2 separate regions of the Homo sapiens genome follow, and region 2 is linked to region 1. Evidence: read pairs that join two places in POLR2A ChIA-PET (ENCODE). Cell type or tissue: GM12878. All regions are shown on one strand. Each heading gives the region's core, and the rest is flanking DNA. Links, peaks and the distances in the headings are about the cores only.

The links. Peaks named below come from ENCODE experiments on the same cell type or tissue, not always from the same donor. Only the 100,000 strongest peaks of a DNase experiment are listed, where the experiment ranks them.
Region 2: POLR2A ChIA-PET joins it to region 1 with 5 read pairs; 21 of 35 experiments call an interaction of 5 or more read pairs at or near these places.

The regions. Positions count from the first base shown.
Region 1 is chr12:96,388,552-96,392,945 of GRCh38, forward strand. All of the region lies in intron 1 of CDK17 (cyclin dependent kinase 17), which reads right to left. Among named protein-coding and RNA genes, the nearest start is that of CDK17, 9.7 kb to the right of the region's middle. In GM12878, for the core only: no CTCF peak of the experiment used is centred there; no DNase peak of the experiment used is centred there.
Region 2 is chr12:96,312,710-96,317,103 of GRCh38, forward strand. CDK17 (cyclin dependent kinase 17) reads right to left here. Exons shown (of 17, transcript NM_002595.5): 4 at 612-745. Among named protein-coding and RNA genes, the nearest start is that of CDK17, 86 kb to the right of the region's middle. RefSeq lists enhancers at 2,865-3,497, 3,498-4,128. In GM12878, for the core only: no CTCF peak of the experiment used is centred there; no DNase peak of the experiment used is centred there; H3K4me3 peaks cover 907 bases; H3K27ac peaks cover 797 bases.

The DNA.
Region 1 (4,394 bases), core at 117-4,116:
TGTCCTTGTGAATCACTGATTTAGACATTCCTTCAATGTGAAGCAATGGATTAAACAATTTTATTACCACTACCAATAGTTCTTATTTTATAAAGAGTTATAGCAAAAACAATCAATGTTTTACATGCTGTGTTGGGCTGTTCTTACATTGCTATAAAGGAATCCCTGAGACTGGGTAATTTATAAAGAAAAGAGGTTTAATTGCCTCATGGTTCTGCAAGCTGTACAAGCATAATGCCAACATCTGCTTGGCAACTGGGGAGGCCTCGGGAAGCTTTTACTCATGGTGCAAAACCAAGTGGGAACAGGCATGTCACATGGCGAGAGCAGGAACAAGAGAGAACAGAGAAGAAGCTACAAACTTTAAAACAACCGATCTCACATGAACTCACTCATCACCAAGGGGATGGTGCTAAGCCATTCATGAGGGATCTGCCCCATGATCCAAATACCTCCCACCAGGCCTCACTTTTTTTTATTATTATTATTATTATTTTTTGAGACAGGCTCAAGAGAGCCTTCTGCCTCAGCCTCCTGGGTAGCTGGAACTACAGGCATGTGCCATCTCATGCTCAACTAATTTTTTTTTTTTTTTAATTTTTTTGTAGGCATGGGGTCTCCCTATGTTGCCCAGGCTGGCCTCAAACTCCTAGGCTCCAGTGATCCTCCTCAGTCTGCCTCCCTAAATGCTGGGATTACAGGCATGAGCCACCTTGCCCAGCCAAGAGTTAAAATAACGAGCTTATAGTAATATGGTTATTATAAGTTATTACTGAAGTAGGCTTTATGAAAAGAAAATTGAAAACATATAACCAATTCTAAACTTTATACAATAGAAACCTAAGTTGCAGATCTTTTCCAAAAAATTGTACCTGAAATAAATGTTTCAACCATTTTATAGCTTCTTAGGAAGAAAGGGGATGAGAGCAAAATGGAAATGGAAATGATATCTGGAGAAGGGAGGGATCAACAAAAAAATCCATGCTCACCAACTTATGGGCAAAAATTATTGCAACACACAATACCCCACTGTTTCTGAAATGATAAATGTTGGTTAATAAACCATGATCTCAAAAGCTCAATACAAAAAGTGTTTTAAGAAGACTGTGTAAGCTGAGGAATTTAAAAAGGCACTGACTCCCACAAATTATGAAAATTCATTTTAAATGTCACACTTCAAACAAGACGTTACCAAGCCATAATCTCGAACTAATATTTAAAATAAATTTATTACTTATAACACACCTACTATAGAAGAGGGTTTTTTTGTTTGTTTGTTTTTTGTTTTTTTTTTTTTGAGAGGAAGTCTCACTCTGTCACCAGGCTGGAGTGCAGCGGTGTGATCTTGGCTCACTGCAATTTCCACCTCCCAGGTTCAAGAGATTCTCCTGCCTCAGCCTCCTGAGTAGCTGGAATTACAGGCATGCACCACCACACCCAGCAAATTTCTGTATTTTTAGTAGAGACGGGGTTTCACCATGTGGGCCAGGATGGTCTTGATATCCTGACCTCATAATCCGCCTGCCTCAGCCTCCCAAAGTGCTGGGATTACAAGTGTGAGACAGCGCGCCCGGCTGAAAAGAGGTATAATTTAAAACTCAATTTTTTTTTTTTTTTTGAGATGGAGTCTTGCTCTGTCGCCCAGGCTGGAGTGCAGTGTGGCGATGTCAGCTTACTGCAACCTCCACCTCCCAGGTTCGAGTGATTCTCCTCCCTTCAGGCACGTGCCAACACGCCCGGCTAATTTTTTTGTATTTTTTAGTAGAGACGGGTTTCATCATGTTGACCAGGGTGGTCTCGAACTCCTGAGCTCAGGCGATCCACCCACCTAGGCCTCCCAAAGTGCTGGGATTACAGGCATTTTAAAAAAGCCTTGGCCAGGTGCGGTGGCTCACGCCTTTAATCCCAGCACTTTGGGAGGCCTAGGTGGGTGGATCACCTGAGCTCAGGAGTTCAAGACCAGCCTGCCCAACATGGTGAAACATGGTCTCCACTAAAAATACAAAGATTAGCCAGACACAATGGCGTGCACCTGTAGTCCCAGCTGCTCAGGAGGGTGAGGCAGGAGAATCGCCTGAACCTGGGAGGTGGAGATTGCAGTTAGCAGAGATCGCACCACTGCACTCCAGCCTGGACGATGGGGTGAGACTCCATCTCAAAAAAAAAAAAAAAAAAAAGACAGAAAAGAAAAAGAAAAAAAATCCTTCAAGTTTAAAAGTAGACCATGGAACAGTTTTTATTTAATTACTGTAATTCCATTTAAAAACAAGGCTGGGTGTGGCGGCTCAAACCTGTAATCCCAACACTTTGGGTGGCCAAGGTGGGTGGATTACCTGAGCTCAGGAGTTAGAGACCAGCCTGGCCAACACTACTAAAAATACAAAAATTAGCCAGGCATGGTGGCACACGCCTATAATCCCAGCTACTCGGGAGGCTGAGACAGGAGAATTTACTGAACCCGGGAGGTGGAGGTTGTAGTGAGCTGAGATTGCACCACTGCACTCCAACCTAAACGACAGAGGGAGACTCCATCTCAAAAAAAAAAAGAAAAACAAAGCTTCTAGTCAACTGTATACATAAACTACCACAGCAGAATGAATAACATTAAATGCACTGTTTGATCCTTTGAGTACAATTCTGCACTGCAGTAAGCGCATTTAAGCCAATACTACACAGTTAAATAGCTAGATTTCATTAAGGACGATTTTGGGGCGGGGGGTTGTTTTGTTTTTGATTTTTTTTTTCTTTTTTTTTTTGAAACAGAGTCTCACTCTGTCACTCAGGTTGGAGTGCAGTGGTGTGATCTCAGCTCACTACAACTTTCACCTCCCGGGTTCAAGCAATTCTCATGCCTCAGCCTCCCAGGTAGCTGGAATTACAGGCCTGAGCCACCACGCCCGGCTAATTTTTTGTATTTTTAGTAGAGATGGGGTTTCGCCATGTTGCCCAGGCTGGTCTCGAACCCCTGACCTCAAGTGATCTGACCGCCTTGGCCTCCCAAAGTGCTGGGATTACAGGCGTGAGCCACCGCGGCAGGCCAGTTTTTTTCGGTTAAACCAAATTTTACTCCTGATACACTGACCAATATTTTTAGACCTTCAGAAATGAGTACTTTCTTTACATATTAACATTATAATTTTATATTTCCATTTTGTCTAAAAGACAACAATCTTTGAAGGCCACACCCCTTTTCTCTCCATTTTCACTAACAAGTTAGTACAGCTCACATGCAATTAAACAGTCTCAATAATGCCAAGTTACTGTCCCTCCAAGTTGGCCTACAAACTGCTCTAGATTGCTCTCACACAAATACCACCAAAACTGTATAGCTCCAATATTTGAAACCTTTTACACTTTTTATTATCTACTATATCAAAATGTATTCTTGATTGCTTCTAAGCCTACTCTGACCTTAATTTACCAACTCGGTGTTGTTCCTCCTAATTCCATCACTTTATTCAATTTAAGAGTATGATAATACGGGAAGAAATACAGAAATGAAAAAAAACACGGCCTCTCTGGAGCACAACGCCAGCCAAAAGAGGGAGAGACCTGAAAATAATTAATTACAACATAACATATTAAGTACTACAGTATACATAAATACTATATAGCAGAACCACCATAACTGTCAGAATGGAACAAAGATCACGTTGGAGAAAGAGACGTTTGGGCTTAAAAATGAGAATTTCTCTACAAGTGTCATAGCATTGTAATATCAACATACCAGTTTCTTCATCTTTGTATCCTAGCCCCTACCATAGTGTCTAGTACAGAGTAGGCAGGTACTTCAGACATGGATGGATGAATGGACGGCAGTACGGAAAAAAGGATAAAATAAGATACATATATAAACATAAAGAAAGAATATGGTTAGATTAAAATGGGACAAAACTGGAGCCAGTAAATCAGATAAGACATTCCAAAACCCTTACGTAAGAAAGTGACACAGGAAAAAATAAATTTAAAAGATATTTAGGAATTAAAATTAACAGGACTTGGTGTGACTAACTGGACTAAGGGGAAATGAGCATAACAGAAAAGCGTAAGAAAGAAGCTGCCAAAGTTTTTGGCTTACGTGACTAGGCTGACAGTGGTACCATTCACTGAAATTGGGAACAGAAATAGGGGATTCGAGTTCAGTTTAGGTAAGGGAGCACTAAGGCAATATCGAGTAGGAAGCTGGAATGCAACTCAGAAAAAGAGGTCTAGATTAGAAATAAAGAGGTGGAGATTATTGCATATGGGTGATGAGAACAAAGCCCTAAATATAGACCAGATTGCCAGGAACACATAAAACCTGGAAAGAAGGCTGTGGACAGAATACTCAGACAACCAACATTGCTGTTATCTTATATGTTACAATATTGCCACATTAAATTATATTGTTACAA
Region 2 (4,394 bases), core at 302-4,301, 76 kb before region 1:
ATAACAGTCACGATCAACTTATGTCCTCAAGGTTATACCACAACACTTACAAAGAAAAGAAAATGAATTCTTCATCCTTTTACACGGAGAAATAAATGTGCTTCAGAGATCAGTAGGTACAGTGAACCACAAAGGAAAGGACACCCACTTTTATAATATAATGCAAGAAAAAAAAGCTGTTTATTTATACCTCTTAAAATTTGAAACAGAGAAAATAAAATGCTAATTATCCAGATGAATCTCAAAAATATCATTAAAATCGTATTTTCTAAAAAGAAGACATTGCTAATGTATCATTCTGTATTTCCAGAATTTTTGAAAATTCACTTCTCCTTAATGGATAACCTAAAATAACGTTTCGCAAAAAATTAAAATAAAATGTTTCACAGAATGCGAACAACTATATTACATATCTACATTGGGATAAAAATTAAAAAAGAGGAAATATTCACAGACTGCAATTTATGAATGCAAAGAAGTAACTTTCTTACAAGTGTCACGTGTCTTCATGAAAATTTTTAAATGGGCATTTACTCCACTTGATATGTATGTGTATTAACATATACCAACACACATATTCACAAGTATATTTGTATTTTTTAAATGATTACCTCCATTGAGATCCGTCTATGTATACGATTTCTGAGACAAACACCTGTAGGTGACTGGACTTCATCAGATGATGTCCCAGAAGCTTGGTCACTCTCACCATCTGATCCCATTTTTAGATTTTCATGAACAATATCTATATCAAAAAATGAGACATTAAAAGAGATACATTATATTCTAATATATAATTTATTATCACTATGGGTAAAATATAGAAGGCCAACGAGTAAAAATCACAGCATAAAAAGTCATTTACATTCTGGGTGCCACAGGTATGCAGTTAATAGATGAAAACATGACTCAAATGTCTTAAAATAGTATGAAATCTTTTTACACTTTCAAATTATGAAAAAAATTAACATTCAAGTTATTATCAAGGGTTGAGTAATAAAATTATAAACTGGAAATAATATCTCTGAGAATGAGCCAGTTCTTTCATTTTCTAGATCTGGGAACTGAGACTTGAAAGGTTAAATGACTTTCAAAAGTTCACAAAGCTTAGATGCAGAGCTGGAATAGACACCTGGTCATCTGCCTCTTATTTAGTATTCTTTCAATTAAATAATGTGTCACTGGGTCTATGGTTAAATGGAGCTAATTCTTGGAATATTCTTTAAAACACCTCTTAAAAGCTTCTAATGCAGTTTCTCCTCCCTGCACCCCCAATGTTAAAAATAAAACAATAAAAAATTATTCACTGAATATCTATTTTGTACCAGAACTACAAAAACAAGTTTATGATCTTCAAATACTCAAAAATCTGTTCAGAGCAAAAACATACTACAAAAAAGGTGGGTTATGGCATGCTTAATAGAGATAAAAGTTAAATGGAAGTAGGGGGAGGAAGATAAATTCCATTTGAAAATATTAAAAACAGACATATACTGTTTTGTTTTTGAGACAAGGTCTTGCTCTGTTGGCCAAGCTGGAGTGCAGTGACACAACCATGGCTCACTGCAGCCTCTACTTCCCAGGCTCAAGCAATCCTCCTGCCTCCCAAGTAGCTGGGAGTACAGGCACCCATCACATCTGGTGTTTTGTTTTGTTTTATTTTATTTTATTTTTTTTGTAGAGACAAGGTTTTGCCTTGTTGTTCAGGCTCATCTTGAACTTGTAGCCATTTATGCCTAGTGTTCCATTATTGGAAGCTAAGCATGTGGGAGCTACTTATATCCTACTGCTCAAGGTCATCACCAAGGTCTGATTGCAAAAATTCAAAAAACTGCAACTTCAGGAATCCACCCACCTTGGCCTCTCAAAGTGATGGGATTACAGGCATGAGCCACCACATCTGGCCAAGTTGTATACTCATATACCTGCATTTGTCAGTCATTATCTAATAACCCAGCAAGAAGAGTGTACTAGGAAACAAATGCTGGATCTCTAGAACTCCTCTCTTGCCACTATTACTTTCTATACACGTATTCATTTTCCAGAAAGAAGCATGTTGTTTCATGCTGCAGTGCTTTAACACACTTTTTTTCTCGTTTTTAAAAGATGCCTTTTCCTATTTTATCAACTTTGTGAGATCAGGCTTAGTCTTCAAACTATGCTCATGTGTCATCACTCAGTGAAGTCTTTTCTAATCTCAGACACAGTTGACTACTGTGCCCCCACCCACTGCACTGAAGAACATTTTTTGGTGCATGTGATTTTATAAGATCCTTGGGGATGGGATTTAGCTTGTTCACTTTTCTATTTCCAGAACTTAACCAACTGTCTGGCACTCAGAAGGTGCTTAACAAGTATTCAAGGGAACTGCATATTAACTAACAATCAAGGAATGGCCTAGATAACTAGATCTCTTTTTCAAATAAAGTTATATAAAATATCAATGTGTGAGACAATTGTATTTTATAAGTATAAATGTTAACTTTTAATAATATTTACATATAAAATCATGAGGACTGCTTAGATTAAGGAGAAATTTGAACTCAAGGGTCTTATATCAACTCTATCTTAAAACTCACTTTATGTCTGTATTTTTGTCTTGGTTAACTCAATATTAAGAAAACTCCAATTAATATTCATAAGCAGTTGCAAATGGTAATGGATTTTTAATAGCTCAATATGTAATCTAAGAATACACTTCAGTTATGTTGAGATTTCCATAGAAATTTTATGGTGATATGTGAACAAAAAATTAATTTGGCAGCAAAAGTAATGTATTGGTGATTGATTCCTAACCTCTTAAAATTTGGTATATAACACATCTAAGGTCCTGTATTCATTTCTGTCACACCTTCAAAATGTTAAAAATAATTTAATCATGGCTTCCATTTCTAGTGAGATATGAAAATCTCCCTTTCCTCAAGAAAATGTTGACTAAAATACAATATTTTAAAATGCACAGCTAAATGTGCAAGAATGTATTGGTAATACCTAGGAAGCAAAAACAAAGAGAGGACTGAAAACCCAAAGCTGTTATACATAAATTGACTCTATCAGTGTCTTAGGAGAGGCTGCTGATGTTGATGAGAAGGTCCCTGGGTTTACCTTCCACATTGGGATAAAAAATGAAGCCCTGGGTTTCTGAGTTACAAGTGAGACCTTCCCACAGAAAGGCTCAACTCCCAAAGTGCTACACTTTTGAGACTTACAGGGTACATTTAAAAAAAAAATCAGAGGGAGGAGCCAAGATGGCCGAATAGGAACAGCTCCGGTCTACAGCTCCCAGCGTGAGCGACGCAGAAGACGGGTGATTTCTGCATTTCCATCTGAGGTACCGGGTTCATCTCATTAGGGAGTGCCAGACAGTGGGCGCAGGCCAGTGTGTGTGCGCACCGTGCACTAGCCGAAGCAGGGCGAGGCATTGCCTCACCTGGGAAGCGCAAGGGGTCAGGGAGTTCTCTTTCCGAGTCAAAGAAAGGGGTGACGGACGCACCTGGAAAATCGGGTCACTCCCACCCGAATATTGCGCTTGTCAGACCGGCTTAAAAAACGGCGCACCACGAGACTATATACCACACCTGGCTCGGAGGGTCCTACGCCCACGGAGTCTTGCTGATTGCTAGCACAGCAGTCTGAGATCAAACCGCAAGGCGGCAGCGAGGCTGGGGGAGGGGCGCCCGCCATTGCCCAGGCTTGCTTAGGTAAACAAAGCAGCCACGAAGCTCGAACTGGGTGGAGCCCACCACAGCTCAAGGAGGCCTGCCTGCCTTTGTAGGCTCCACCTCTGGGGGCAGGGCACAGACAAACAAAAAGACAGCAGGAACCTCTGCAGACTTAAATGTCCCTGTCTGACAGCTTTGAAGAGAGCAGTGGTTCTCCCAGCACGCAGCTGGAGATCTGAGAACGGGCAGACTGCCTCCTCAAGTGGGTCCCTGACCCCCTGACCCCCGAGCAGCCTAACTGTGAGGCACCCCCCAGCAGGGGCACACTGACACCTCACACGGCAGGGTATTCCAACAGACCTGCAGCTGAGGGTCCTGTCTGTTAGAAGGAAAACTAACAAACAGAAAGGACATCCACACCGAAAACCCATCTGTACATCACCATCATCAAAGACCAAAAGTAGATAAAACCACAAAGATGGGGAAAAAACAGAACAGAAAAACTGGAAACTCTAAAACGCAGAGTGCCTCTCCTCCTCCAAAGGAACACAGTTCCTCACCAGCAACGGAACAAAGCTGGATGGAGAATGACTTTGACGAGCTGAGAGAAGAAGGCTTCAGACGATCAAATTACTCTGAGCTACGGGAGGACATTCAAACCAAAGGCAAAGAAGTTGAAAACTTTGAAAAAAATTTAGAAGAATGTATAACTAGAATAACCAATACAGAGAA